Linked DNA regions of Homo sapiens: region 2 is linked to region 1. The links are chromatin loops, found by intact Hi-C in ENCODE. Cell type or tissue: GM12878. All regions are shown on one strand.

The links. Peaks named below come from ENCODE experiments on the same cell type or tissue, not always from the same donor. Only the 100,000 strongest peaks of a DNase experiment are listed, where the experiment ranks them.
Region 2: a loop joins it to region 1, with 9 times the contacts of the local background. A loop is called at or near these places in 3 of 110 quality-filtered maps.

Annotation. Positions count from the first base shown.
Region 1 is chr9:1,935,402-1,943,401 of GRCh38, forward strand. All of the region lies in intron 2 of LOC105375951 (a long non-coding RNA gene), which reads left to right. Among named protein-coding and RNA genes, the nearest start is that of SMARCA2, 76 kb to the right of the region's middle. In GM12878, CTCF peaks have their summits at 4,882 (motif pointing left) and 6,790; DNase peaks (open chromatin) are centred at 2,832, 3,090, 3,510, 4,820 and 1 weaker place; H3K4me3 peaks cover 2,413 bases; H3K27ac peaks cover 3,042 bases.
Region 2 is chr9:1,724,555-1,732,554 of GRCh38, forward strand. The region is part of intron 2 of LOC105375951 (a long non-coding RNA gene); the gene reads left to right. Among named protein-coding and RNA genes, the nearest start is that of SMARCA2, 290 kb to the right of the region's middle. In GM12878, a CTCF peak has its summit at 3,007 (motif pointing right); no DNase peak of the experiment used is centred here.

The DNA.
Region 1 (8,000 bases):
GGCTTGTAGAGTTTCTGCCGAGAGATCAGCTGTTAGTCTGATGGGCGGAATTCCCTTTGTGGGTAACCCGACCTTTTTCTCTGGCTGCCTTTAACATTTTTTCCTTCATTTCAACTTTGGTGAATCTGACAATTACGTGTCTTGGAGTTGCTCTTCTCGAGGAGTATCTTTGTGTCATTCTCTGTATTTCCTGAATTTAAATGTTGGCCTGCCTTGCTAGGTTGGGGAAGTTCTCCTGGATAATATCCTGCAGAGTGTTTTCCAACTTGGTTCCATTCTCCCCGTCACTTTCAGGTACACCAATCAGACGTAGATTTGGTCTTTTCACATAGTCCTATATTTCTTGGAGGCTTTGTTCATTTCTTTTTATTCTTTTTTCTCTAAACTTCTCTTCTCGCTTCATTTCATTCATTTGATCTTCAATCACTGATACCCTTTCTTCCAGGTGATCGCATCAGCTACTGAATCTTGTGCATTCATCATGTAGTTCTCGTGCTACGGTTTTCAGCTCCATCAGGTCATTTAAGGACTTCTCTACATTGGTTATTCTAGTTAGCCATTCATCTAATCTTTTTTCAAGGTTTTTAACTTCTTTGCGATGGGTTCAAACTTCCTCCTTTAGCTAGGAGAAGTTTGATTGCCTGAAGCCTTCTTCTCTCAGTTCGTCAAAGTCATTCTCCGTCCAGCTTTGTTCCATCGCTGCTGAGGAGCTGCGTTCCTTTGGAGGAAGACAGGCACTCTGATTTTTAGAATTTTCAGCTTTTCTGCTCTGTTTTTTCCCCATCTTTGTGGTTTTATCTACCATTGGTCTTTGATGATGGTGACGTACAGATGGGGTTTTGGTGTGGATGTCCTTTTTGTTTGTTAGTTTTCCTTCTAACAGTCAGGACCCTCAGCTGCAGGTTTGTTGGAGTTTGCTGGAGGTCCATTCCAGACACTTTTTGCCTGGGTATCAGCAGCGGAGGCTGCAGAACAGCGAACATTGCTGAACAGCAAATGTTGCTGCCTGATTGTTCCTCTGGAAGTTTTGTCTCAGAGGGGTACCCCTCTGTGTGAGGTGTCAGTCTGACCCTACTAGGGGGTGCCTCCCAGTTAGGCTACTCGGGGGTCAGGGACCCACTTGAGGAGGCAATCTGTCCATTCTCAGATCTCAAACTCTGTGCTGGGAGGACCACTATGCTCTTCAAAGCTGTCAGACAGGGACATTTAAGTCTGCAGAGGTTTCTGCTGCCTTTTGTTTGGCTATGCCCTGCCCCCAGAGGTGGAGTCTACAGAGGCAAGCAGGCCTCCTTGAGCTGCAGTGGGCTCCACCCAGTTCAAGCTTCCAGGCCGCTTTGTTTACCTACTCAAGCAAGCCTCAGCAATGGCAGGCGTCCCTCCCCCAGCCTGGCTGCTGCCTTGCATGAACTTACAATTTTTGAAAAGTATTATGCTTGGTCATGGACCACAGAACAATAGAAGAGAGCTATAATTACACTATATATTTTATATATATATATATACTATATACTATATATACTTTATATATATATACTATATAATATATATACACTATATATATTATATACTATATATGGTGTATATATAGTATATATAGTGTATATATATAGTGTATATATAGTGTATATATATTATTTATTGTATATATAGTATATAGTATATAGTATTATATATATATAATATATAATACTATTTATACTATATATAATATATACTATATATACTATATATAATATAGTATATATTTATAATTATAATATAAATATATATAACAAATATTACATATATTTATAATATATAATTATTGTATATTTAATTATATATAATAAATATAATATTAAATATTATTATATAAGTATATAATATATAATATATATACTATATATACTATACATAGTATTATATACTATATATTATATACTATATATGGTATATACTATATATACTATATATGGTATATACTATATATAGTATATACCATATATAGTATATATAGTATATAATATATAGTATATACTATATATATTATATATAGTATATATACTATATATTTTACTATATATATACTATATATTATACTATATATATGTACTATATATATTATATAGTGTAGGCATTAAGGATTGAAGGAAATTGGATAAGGGAGGGACCTCTGAAGGCTATGGAGCTAACATGTTGCCAAAAGAGATAGAAACTGCAATGAAAATCAAAAAATATGATGTACAAGCATGATGGTTAACCTTATGTATCCACTTGACTGGGCCATGTGGTGCCCAGATATTTGGCTAAACTTTATTCTGAGTGTGTCCATGATGCCGTTTCTGCATGAGATTAACATTTGAATCAATAGGCTGAAAAAACAGATTGCCCTCCCCAATTTGGATGGATCTCATCCCATCCGTTGAAGGCCTGAATGGAACAAAAGCTGAGTAGAAAAGAATTCTGTCTCTGCCTGACTGTCTTTGGACGGAGGACGTTGGTCTTCTTCCACCTTTGAAATTGGACTTGGACCAGAACTATATATCATTTCTCCTGGATCTCCAGCTTGCCAACTGCAGATCTTGGGACTGCTAAGCTTCCATAATCATGTGATCCATTTTCTCATACTAAATCTCTTTCCCCCTCCCCTTGTCAATCATCATCTATCTTCTGTTGGTTCCATTTCTCTTGAAAATCCTGACTAATACAACAGGGTGCAACAAAACTTTTAGCACATTAAACTTGTTCCTAGCTCCAGTGAGCTAGCAACAGGAATAGAGAAGAAAGATAGATCCCCATTCCTGAAGTCACACATGGGCCACTGAGGGAGAGGGAAGAAGACAACCCATGATGATGGCATGTGAAAGTGCTGTGGTAGAAGAACACATGCACAGAGTGCTGAGGGACACAGGCAGAGGCCATTACCTCCACTGGAGGCAAGGGAGGTCTCCAGGGGACAGGGAAGTGTGTGTCTCAGAAGACTTCTCAGAAAGGGAGTGTGTAGGAGTGTGTGGGGTGGACTTCAAGGAAGGTGTTTTGGTTTTGTTTGTCTTGTTTTTGTTGGAGAGACTTGCTTGTGTTTAAAGGCTAAGGAGAAAATACCAATAGAGTAGCAGATATTGAACGTACACAGGAAGGCAAGATAATGAGTGAAAAGAGAAGACAGGAGGAAAAGAAACTCAGAGCCCACGGGAAGCCCATGGGAAGAGCTTAGCCTTCATTCAGAATGAGAAGTGGTGACAAGCCACTTGGACACTGACCTCAGAGATAAAGGGGCCCTCCAGGTTCCCTAGATTATCAATCTTAGAGCCATCATGTGGAAAGCAAGAGGCATATAATATGATAACATGTCCAGGGAGTAAAGACTGTGAATGTGTCATCAGAGTTCCCTATGCTACATTTCACATGAATCTGATCATGACCTACAGAAACTCTCCAAACAGCAGGACCCAGGTGAGGCCCCTCCCCACCCCCACCCCGGGGATCCACCTTGCCTCCTTTCCTCTCTGCTCATTCCTGTAATGTATTTCTGTCCACTATCTGCTTGGTGTCTGACTGTCTCTGTTCCCCTTTCTCACATACAGTTCACTCACTTTGAAGTCTCACAAACCCAGTGTGCTTCCTTTTATCATCACTTTATGTGGATCTGTTTGTCAAGCATTTGTTGTCACTATTCTGAGTAGTACAGTCCATTCTGGCCCCTGAATGCTGAGCACAGCCTCCTGAGATCTCCACCTCCCTAAATGCAAGTCCACGAATGCCTGGGGCCTGGTGTCTTTGGAAGTCACAAGGTGGACATAGGGGTTCCTGCTGGCCCTTGAACGGTTCCATGCAGTTTCTCTGCCTGGATCCAGAGGCAACTGGGAACGTAAGGAGGGTGACAAAGGGATTCAACATATTCCAGCAATACACAGTTTCAGGTTGGGGTGATTTGCTTTGTGTGATTTGTAATAAATGCAATAAGAGCATCATTTATTTCCAACTCTCTAGTAGGATTATTAACTTTTTCTTCCAAAGATAAACTTGATTACATTACTTATTTATACTATGTACATTGCATTAGGAGTAAAAAATGCATCAAGGAAAGAAATCATATACAGATTTTTTAAATTAATGTTTTCTCATCCACTGCTAATAACAGCTTAGATTATTAAAAAGAAAGAATCTTAAATATGCAACTCACCTTCAGGTCTTGATACTGCTTGTTTTCTTTTACACATTTTGCAAAACTTGACAATCTAGAAATATCATCTGTACTCACTTTCAATTCCTCATTTTTATACCAGAGCTGAGCTTTTGTGTTGGGATCTATGACATATCAGGACCGGCAGCATGATATAGGGGAAAAAATGGAAGCTTTGAAGCTGCATATATTTTAGTTTAAAATCCAAGTAAGCCTTTTACTAGCTGAGGATGGTAGTATCTAATTAGAAAGCAATTTTAATCATGGTTTTTAAATTTTCTACATAGAGATGGCAAATAAATGTAGTGGATAGTTATTGTGAACTAGGCACTACGCTAAACACTTCACTTTGTTATCACATTTAATCTTGACAACAGTTCTATAAAATAGGCCTTATTATTTTCTCCATTTTACAGATAAGCCAATTGAGACTTAAATGAGCTAACCTGCTCAAGGACATTCGATGAATAAGTTAGGGGTCAAACCTATGTGTTTGACTCTAAAGACTCCCTTCACCATTGTCGTATACTGCCTCCCATATAGATCACCTCCAATCCCAGTCGCAGCATCTACAAGGTAGGTGTCATCTCCAACTTAAGACGAAGAAACTCATGTGAGAAAAAATCTTGCCTCCCCAGCTGCCCTCATTTTCTCTTCTGCTGGCAGGTGTGCAGCCCTGGCCCCATCAGTCCTTTGAAGGATGCTGCCCTCTATGGGTAGACCGGTAGGAGAGGCCGTGCCATTCAATTCAATTCAATTGATGCCTTCTTTGTTTCTCCAGTCTTTAAAGCGGACTTACCAATAACGACAGCATGTTTCCATGTTCTTTTACCTTTCTCAAAGTGCTATACGTATATTATCTCATTCAAACCTCCTAACAACCTTGATGAAAATGAAATTCAGGGAGTTAAAGAGACAGGCACAAGGCAACAGAGTAGTTCTCATTAGTGCAAAGGGAATTTGATTGCAAACTCACCATGTTTGTGTTAGTTATAACATTTAGTTATGATTTCTCCCTGAGTGCTTAAATGCAACATGAATGTAATAAGCACTGAGTGCTCAATTATATGATCGTAACACCCCCCCCAGCTTTGAAGCCTCTTGGGGAAGTCCGTCACTTTTGGAATAAAGAATAAACTCTCGGCCGGGCGCGGTGGCTCACGCCTGTGATCCCAGCACTTTGGGAGGCCGAGGCGGGCGGATCACGAGGTCAGGAGATCGAGACCATCCTGGCTAAAACGGTGAAACCCCGTCTCTACTAAAAAATACAAAAAATTAGCCGGGCGTGGTGGCGGGCGCCTGTAGTCCCAGCTACTTGGGAGGCTGAGGCAGGAGAATGGCGTGAACCCGGGAGGCGGAGCTTGCAGGGAGCCGAGATCCCGCCACTGCACTCCAGCCTGGGCGACAGAGCCAGACTCCGTCTCAGAAAAAAAAAAAAAAAAAAAAAAAAAAAAAAAAAAGAAGAATAAACTCTCGCATGACATACATGGGCCTCACTGTCTATCCCCCTCCCAACCTTTCCAGCCTCATCCTCCACTGCCGCCCTAGCCATATACCTTCTCCACTCAAGCCGTGTTACAGCAGCTGCTCTGACGGAATTTCAGAATATGCTTCATCCCTTCATCCATCCAGGCTTGTCCTCTGCCCCATTCAGTGCATGGAAAACACTGACCACTCTTTAGACACCCATCACATTTATCACCCTCGCTGCCCCAAACTTTTATCCCCCCAAAAATGATTGTTCAACACTCTGTAAATACACGCCATACTACATCATAATTGTTTGCTACATATTGTTCTTCCTGCTAGAATACGTCTTCTTCAAGAGCAGCAACCATCCCATTCATGTAATGCCCATCACATAGCTATATGTATCTAGCACATAGGAGGTAGCTGCAAATGAGTTTTTTGTATTGCTTTTTAGCTAAATGTGTTGTGTTTGCTATGTGCCAGGACATTGATCAATATCCTTTGCCTCTCATAACACACTCAATCCTCACAACAACCCTGTGAAGTGTGTTCTGTCAACTTTCTGACTCATTCTACAAATGAGAAAACTAGGCACAAGTGAGAAAATTTTCCCCCAGGTAATCCAGCTAGTAAGTGGCGGAGGCAAAACTTAGACCAGAGGCCAGGGCACGAGGGCTGGTGCTGTTAGGAACTCTGCTATGAGGACCCTATTTGTTGGTTAAAGGTGTGTCAAATGAATGAACTAGTTGCCCAAAGCTCCCACAATGTTAGAAGCTTGCTATACCTAGAGTCTGATCCTATACCTATAAGGAAGGAGATAAGGAAAAATTAATAGTAAGAGAGCCTTGATTCTCAGTTCTACCAGAAGCAAAAACTGCAATCATTTTCTTCCCCTACAAAGAGTATTGCTACAGTGTCACATTGTCTTTTAAAAAGGTCTCAGGAATAATAAATTCTGACCATATCATATCTTCATCATAGTTTGTGACATCCATTGCTTTTCCTTGCCATCCCTTCAAAGACCGTGTATGAATCTAGTAAAAAGTATAATTAGATGTAGAACCCCTGGTTGGCTTTTCTTTTTTCTTGGTGACACTGAAGGTGGCATTTAGGGTGGAAAAGGAGGAATTGGAAAGCGCATTCCCTCTGGCATCCTTAGGGAGGTGGGCAAGTACCATAATTCAGATAATTTCTTTTAAGTGCCTCCTGATGTAAAAAGAAGGATAGGAATTATTTTCTCTTTCTTGAATGCACAATGAATAATGTATCTTTGGGTCAATTCTCCAAATGAGCTACGTGCCATTGCAGAGCAAAACTGGAGAGTGAATTACAATGAATTTTCTTTCCTTTTCCAAGTCCTTGAGAGTACCTTATTGCATTCTTTATCCAAGTCAATATATATATTGGGGACCCCAAACATGGTGTTATTGTCTATGGCAAAAATAAATTTGGGCCTTCCTCAAGGAACTTCTAATATATCAGAGACAGTCATGTAATCCACAGACTATAACACAATGTATACTTAAATTATTAATAAAACAGATATGAAAGCAAAGTGCTAGAATAGCTCATGGGGAGAATTTCCCATAGAAAAATAGGAAATTCTTCATGGAGGGGGAATCCTTTCAGCATTCCATGATTGAAAGAAAAATGAGGCTGGATGCGGTGGCTCACGCCTGTAATCCCAACACTTTGGGAGGCCAAGGTGGGTGGATCCCCTGAGGTCAGAAGTTTGAGACCAGCCTGACTAATATGGCGAAACCCCATCTCTATTAAAAATACAAAAATTCGCCGGCCGTGGTGGTGGGCGCCTGTGATTCCCAGCTACTTGGAAGGCTGAGGCAGGAGGATAGCTTGAACCCAGGAGATGGAAGTTGCAGTGAGAAGAGATAGCGCCACTGCACTCCACCCTAGGTAACGGAGCAAGACTCTGTCTCAAAAAAAAAAAAAAAAAAAAAAAATGAGCTCACTGAGCTCATTAACTCTTATAAGCTTTTATCAAATTGTTTAGAACCTGACATAATCACACAATTTCACAGAGGAGCATACTATTGGAGGAAATAGAAATTTAGAAAGAGATAATAGAAGGTATAACGATGATAAACAACATTTAATAAATGCCTACAAAATACCAAATGCTTTAAATATTTAATTTAATTTAATCCATATAAGAATCTTGCAAGGCTGGTGTTATTGGTGCATTGCACACTTGAAGAAACCAGAGCTCAACGATGTTAAGTAATTTGCCCAGTTCACAAAGTTCCTAATTGCCAATGCCAGGATTTGGAGCTAGGTCTATTTTTTACAACCTTGGCTTTTCCTATTTCACTATGCTACCTTAAAAAAAGTATATAAAAGGCAAGTAAGT
Region 2 (8,000 bases), 210 kb before region 1:
CCAAGAAAACTTTCTTTATGGGCGCTGAAACTTGAATTTCATACAATTTCCACACATCACACAATACTCCTCTTCTTCAGATTTTTAAAAAAACATTTAAAAATGTAAATACCATCATTGGCTTGCAAGATATACAAAAACAGGTGGTGGGCCATTTGGCCCAGGGGCCACAGTTTGCTGACTTCTGAACTGGATCATGGGGTTGCTGGCACTGGTCTCAGTGGTGGGATTTACTAATTATAGAAAGCTGCTTTCTGAAATCTTCTCCGTTTTCTTAGCGAATTCATAAGTGCTTTAGTCGGTCCAATTCCTAAGAGGGGAATTACTATTTTGTCTGACTGCTATCTTGAAGGGCACTCTAATGAATTAAGGTTATGGAATTGTTGGGCAAGATGTACCACCTTACGATTAAAGAGTTATGATTAAAATATTAAAATGGAAGAATAAAATATAATTCATGATTTATTGCAAATCATCTTAGATACTTTTAGAAATCAATAACCCATGTCATCATTCTCATTTTCCCTGTGACATTCATTTATTTCACAAAGCAAGCATCCTCAATAATAGGAAATGATGCCAGACCACATGCATGGGTCAAGCTAAATATGCACCCCAAATTCTGGCACTATTGTGAGACATGATGAAAAACAAATACATCTACTTGTATAATTTTAGAAATCAAGTTTAGATTTTAATATAATGTTAATATTTATTATAAAATACATCACCCTGATGATAATTTTGCTACACAAAATATGCACACAAAAACAGTAATTTAAGCAAATATACACAACAATAATACAAAAAAATCACGGCTGAGCACAGTGGCTCACGCCTGTAATCCCAACACTTTGGGAGGTTGAGGCGGGCAGATCACTTGAGGTCAGGAGTTTGAGACCAGCCTGGCCAACATGGCCATGAACTAAAAATACAAAAATTAGCTGGGCATGGTGGCACGTGCCTGTAATCCCAGCTACTGAGGAGGCTGAGGCAGGAGAATTGCTTGAACCGGGAAGTAGAGGTTGCAGTGAGCTGAGATTGTGCCATTGCATTCCAGCCTAGGTGAAGAAGCAGGACTCCATCTCAAAAAAAAAAAAAAAAAAAAATCACAACATAACACCTTTACTTTAAGGCCGCCTACTTTTACACACAGTTATTTGTTGAATGTAGGTGGGAATCAGACTGTGTTCTTTACCTGCTGTCATTTTGGAGAGAATGCTTGTGAAAGAGGGTTGATTTACAAGGAAAATGCATAACAATTCCTATGCAAATCTACTTCCCAAAAAAGGTTTTAGTTGCTAAAAGTGTAGGCTATAGATTCAGACAGTCCCAGGTTCAAATCCTGACCTTATCACCTATCAACTGTGTGACCTATTAACTTAAGTTGCTTACCCTCTCTGAGCTTCAACTTCTTCACCTAAGAAATGGGAACACTACTAATAATTGCGGGTACCAGTGAGTTAATGTGCGCAAAGTACACTACACAGTTCCTGCTCCTCTGCAGTAAGCAGTCAACAAATAGCAGTTGCTATTATTAGTACATTTGTCATTAGCAAAAATAGAGACTTTGGTGCAGCGAAGTAACACACTTTTCAATGGTATAATGAATTTCAAATATAAAGCCATGTTGAAGTTCTGAGGAATGCTTTCTCTTGCCTGGGTTTGGGAGATGGTAATGGTGTACATGCATCTCTGTTAGATCTGCTTAAACACAGGCATCATTGTGCCTTGGTTTTCATGGTGGCTGTGTTTTGGTTGCATTGTGGGCTCTGGTCATGTTCTCTGCAATTTTCACTGCATTTATGCAACTTCCCCTTACCTAATATTTTGGAATTCCATCTTAATTTTATTTTTCTCATTCTTATTCCCTTCTGCTTATTTTACGGGCTCATTATAATTTATCAAATTCTTACGTATTCAAAAGCCTCTGATTTCCAATTCTTTTTAATCAAGATGTTGCTCATCTACTTAAGTCAATGTGCTGAGTAAACCAGTAAATGGATACTTACAAATCCTTATCCCTTAGTGTTTAGGTGTACAAAACCCAGGATACCAAAAAGTCATGGGCTCAAGGGAAGATATGAAGGCTTATTTATAACACAGGATGCACTCAAGGCTGCAGAGTGTGATTCAAAAGGCATAGGATTAGGAGTCAGAGTTTACTTGGATTTGGGGATTTTCTCAGCCAGCACAAACTGTAGAAATCTCAGGAAGTCATTCAGTCTCTCTAAATTGACTGTATTGGCCAGTAAATAGGGAATGATTATGATACTTAGGTTATGTAGTTTAATATAATTAACAATGAATATAATAATCACTTTGTAAAGTATAAGTCACCATGCATAGTGCTACAAGGTTACCACTATCATGATTTTCATTATTTACCACACATGTGCACGTATCTAGAAGATTATCCTTTAGGAAAGAATTTGTGATAGAAAGAGTCTAGTTTTGCCTCTGATACTAACCTGGTATGTAACTTTGGATAAGTCTTTCATTTACTTAAGTACTAATTTCCATATCTACAAAATAGATACTCATCAATGTCCTTTCTAGGTATAAAAGGTTGGGGTTTCACTAATACCAGGAAATAGGCACGGAGAAACAGGCTGACTAGAGTCTTGAAAAGCAGAAGTAGTGAATATGTGATTCTGTAGTCAATGAGGCTACTGTAAATGTGGAAGTTGAAAGATGGCAGGGAGAAAGTGACTCCAGAGGAGATTCACTGGGTAACAGGGTGCACAATGGGCTCAAGGAAATGTTGGCTAACACAGAGCCCACATGGTTCCAAAAGTAGTAAGACTGAAGTGCACGCAGAGCACCTGAAGGAGACAGGAAGTCACTGTTGTGCATCGCCTTGCATAAAGTGACAAAGGACTGGCCCAGGGTGTCCTTCACGTAAGTGAAAAAGGAAAGAAATAGAGTAGGTTCAGGAATTACAGCCTCCTGAATGGGCTTCATGCCACTCTCCTTCCTCTCTAGTCCATCCACCACATTACCACCAGAGGGACCCTAAACTCAAATATGGCCCTCCCCCTTGCAGGATTCAAAAGCTCTGATTGCTTCTTATTATCTACAGAGTAAAATCCAACACTCTGCCCCCACCTTATGCTTATAGGGTTGTTACTATATATATGGTCTACTGTCAGTCCTCAGCCTCATGAGTGGCTTCTCTTTCCTAAGACCAAACCATGCTGAACTTGCCGTCTTTGTTTTCTTCATAGCTCAGTGTCTTTGCATATGCTGTTCCTCTACCAGTAATATCCTCATGCAATTCCCTACTTGGAGAGTTTCTTCTTTTCCTTTCAGACTCAGCTTAAATATTATCTTCATGGTTCAAAACTGCATTATGCATTTGACGTACGTTTTTTAAAACAGGTGTTTGCATGTCTGCTTCTCTACTCGCATGTGAGCTTCTGGAAATGAGCCCATGTTTTATAGTACCAGTATGTACTTTGTTAATATTTTGTAAACTTTATTAATAGCTAATTAAAATAATCCAAAGGATAAAGATTAGGGGGCATCTGACAAGAACAGAGAAGTACAGGACTTGTTAGAATATAAACAGATAATACCTAAGAAAGAACAAATTTGAACTTAACAAAATTATAAACACAGTGGATAGGATAGATATGGACATCTTTACCAATTAAATGATTTATGCAGTAAATAGTAAATGTCTCTTATGAACCAGGTGTTCAGGGTACAGAAGCAAACAAAGCTGACTTAGCATGTTCCATCAGTTCCAATACCAGTATCCCAGGAGTGTGGTGAGCAAGGGGAAGATGGAAGAGAAAGAGGGCTTGTAAGTTATGGTGAGAATTTATTTCTATCGCAAGTGCAGTAGAAAGCCTTTGCTTTAAAATTTTAAACAAATCTTAATGATGAGATGATTTTGTTGAAATTTTGAGGGAGTCACTCTGGCTCCTCTATGGAGATCAGACAAGCGTATAAGTATGGATACCAGTTAGGAGGCCAATACATTAGACCGGGTGATAAATAATATTGATCAGAATCACCTGGAGGGCTCTTAAAACACAGATTTCTAGACCCCACCCCTAGAGTTTTTGATTCTGTAGGTCTTGTGAATATGCAGGTGCAATGGGCGCATGGGGTGGGCAGAGAATCTTTGTGTCTAACAAGTTCCCAGGTGGTGCTGATGCCTCTGATCTGGAGGCCACACCCTGAGAACCACTGGCCTCTATTATGGCGATGGCAATGAAGTTGGAACAAAGTGGGCTGATTTGAGAAAAACTCTGAAGATAAGATTAAAAGGGCATGCTGATGTACCAATACTAGAGAATATTAGGACAAAGCATTTTCCTTTAAAACATGTAGGAGATGAAATACTACAAAATTTTAGGAAAAGAAGTATCTGTCATATGAAACTTGAATGAGGTTAAATAAGAAAGAAAAACAAAACAAAACAAAAGAAATACCCTTCACGTAGTAGGCAATAAATGTTTGAATATCATTTACTCTCCCCTTCACACTGACTAGTAAAAGCAAATGGTTTCCTAAAGTGTTTGAAATAATTGTAAATTTCATTACCAAAAGCAGCTTCTAAAATGTAGGATCTTGGGGATGGTTGAATAAGAGAAGATAACTATGCTTTTTCATTGTCAGAGCTTTGGGGTGTCAAAGGAAAAAGGAGAAATGAAGTGGTATAAACAAGTGTAAAGCCTGCCCATTCACCTGCCCAGATTAGCTCTTCTGTTTTAACACCCAATACTGTATCCATCTCTCTCCTGGAATGGACTCCTTACCATAGCAGCCCTCTCTCCACATGTGCACCCTACAAGTCCATTTAAAAAACAAACAAGAACTCTGCATGCCAGTACCTTGGGGACCCTGCCCAAGCCCTGCCTCCTGATTTACCTTGGTATCTCCAATTTCTGCCCTATTAGCTACCATATTTCTGCCTCTTTGTCCAGCTCCATTATGAATTGTGTCCTTCAAACATTTGTATTTTGAAATCCTTAGAATGTAACTTTATTTGGAAATAGAGTCATTGCAGACGTAACTAGTTAAATTAAAATAAGGTCATTAGGGTGGGTCGTAATCTAATATGACTGGTGTCCTTATGAAAAGGAGATATTTGGACACAAAGATATACACACAGGGAGGTCATCATATGAAGACAAAGGCAGAGATCAGGATGATTCTTCCACAAGACAAGAGCTCCAGTGATTGCCAGCACACCCCCAGAAGCCAGGGGAGAGACCTGGACCACATTCTCCCTGAACGCCCTCAGAAGGAACCAACCCAACGACACGTTGATTCCAGACTGCAGCATTCCAGAACTGTGAGACAATACATTTCTGTTGTTTAAGCCACTTTCTCAGCGGTACTTTATTACAGCAGCCCTGGGGAAGTAATCAAGTGCCTTTTGATGATTGCTTTAGTTGAACTGTCCACTCAGCTCTTAACTCTGCCCTCTTTGTCTCTCAGATCTGCTTCTCTTCTATGCTCAGTGGGTGAATGCGGACCCTTCCATAGTACAGACCAGGCCCTCTGGGACCCCAACCAGGGCTCAATGCCCTGGATTCCCAGCTTTCCAAATATGGGGTTCTGACACTCATTCCCATCGGACAGTTGCCTCCTTAGGAGTCTGTCCTGTTTTATTATTCATCTTTGGGTCCTATCAATTATCACAGTGCCCATCTCATAGCCAGTCGGTTTGTTGAATGAATAATACAATTAACGAACTAGTCATTATTTATTTTTTCCCTTTGATAAACAAAAAACTCGAGGCCTTTTGACCTTCATGCTGGTGTATTTTTGTCAATACAATGAGTGGTTTATTTGAGAAGCGTCTGTTTTTGGATCACATTACTCAGTAAATGTGTATTCTTAATGAAAGTGATCAGTGCAGATCAAGCTGACATTAACACTAAAGATATGTAGGATTGCTTTGGTGTGCAAATGGAAATGGTTTGGTGCCGGGGGATAATGAATACATGAGAATTAGGACTGCGTTATTAAACTGAGGGGATGAAACTTGTCATTAGTTCCCACTGCTTCTTGGAGTTATTGTTAATAGCTATTTGAGTGAGGAGACGGGAACATGTGGAGAAGAGGATGTGGAGAAACAAATGTGTAGATAACGTCTGCTCGCTGAGATATGTGATGTTTGGAATTGATCATCCTGCAGTTTTCGCTGAGATGCTAGTGATTTTGAACTGATCTGTTTTCCCAAACTCAATCAGAGGTGCGAGCAGCTGACAACCCTGCAGATTCCTCCTGTTGTCTGCACAAGACTTTGATTTCCAATGAAATGCAAAGTCCACATGCTACATTTGGGGGCCAGATCCCAAAGAATGATGATCTTTGTTTATCCAGGGAGGAGTTGCTCATGGAAAGGATGCCGATAAAAATTACCAAACTGTCTTAAGTCTTTTTGAGGAACTATAATGGAATGCTGGGTGGCTTATACACTTTAGAAATTTATTTCTCACTCTTCTGGAGGCTGAAATGTCCAAGATCAAGGCCCTTGCAGATTCAACGTCTACAGAGGACCCACTTCGTTATAAGACCATCTTCTCACTGTCACCTTACACTGTAGAAGGGCTAGTTCACTGTCTTTTATAAGGACACTAATCCCAATCACAAGGTCTCTGCCTTCATGACCTAGTCACCTCCCAAAGACTCTACCTCCTAATATTGTCACCTTCAGGGTTAAAATGTCAACATATGAATTTTGGGACAGAGACATTCACATCACAGCACAGACCAAAGCATTTTTGAGAAGGAGGCATTATTTATACTTAAGTAGGGACAACAGTATAACCTGTGTTGTTCCCGGGCATACTGGAGAAAACCATCACCCTACTGATGAACCACCCAAAGTCCTATTAAAATTTGATCAACCCCCATTCCATGTGGTTTCAATCAGCCTTAACCAAGAAACATCTCTGCCAAGGTCTGCTCTTGTGTTTCTAGAACTTCATACATAAGAACATTTCTCCATGAAAACCCAACATAACATTATGGTCTATGTAGTTTTATGACATGGCCCAAATTTTCAAAATTGTTATTATTATTAATTTTTTTTTTGAGATGGAGTCTTGCTCTGTCTTCCAGGCTAGAGTGCAGTGGCGCGATCTAGGCTCACTTCAAGCTACACCTCCTGGGTTCATGCCATTCTCCTGCCTCAGCCTCCCGATTAGCTGGGACTACAGGCGCCCGCCACCACGCCCAGCTAATTTTTTTTTGTATTTTTAGTAGAGAGGGGGTTTCACTGTGTTAGTCAGGATGGTCTCGATCTCCTGACCTCATGATCCGCCCGCCTCGGCCTCCCAAATTGCTGGGATTACAGGCGTGAGCCACCGTGCCCGGCCTCAAAATTATTTTTAACTTCCTTGAATTTTAAAAAATTGAATTATAAAGCTATGCTACCATCCCCCCTCTCCACAACACACACCACAGACAGTTTGAACAAATAGGCAGAGAAGAAAATAGGCTTGACTACTCATTAATAGATATCCAAAATTCAACTCAAAAGGGTAGAATAGCCGGGAAGCACAAAAAGCTCATGGAAGTAGTGGAGTAAAAATTGGTGTGACATTTGGAATAAAACAGCTTGAGTTTGAATCCCAGCTTGGCCTTTTCTAGGTGGGTGATGCTGACAAGGTCATTTCATATCTCTCAAGCACTTTTTCTCATCTGAGAAATGGGGTAAATATATACAAGATTTTTTGTCAGGATTGAATAAAATAATGCAGAGAAAATGCCGAGCACAGGACTTGACACATAAATGTTCAATTGATAGTAGCTGCTGTTGCTGTATCACACACTGATTTTTACTACCAACCAAACTATGCTTATTTTAAAAGAACATTTTTATGTAATGATTCTAATACATTTTTGAACATTTATATTCCACCCTACCTCCAAAATACTGAAGTTTGTTGATATGTTTCATGATGCACCAAATGACTGTAAGTAAAAAATCAGAAATTTTGGCAAATGTGAAAGAAAAACCAAAAAGATTTATC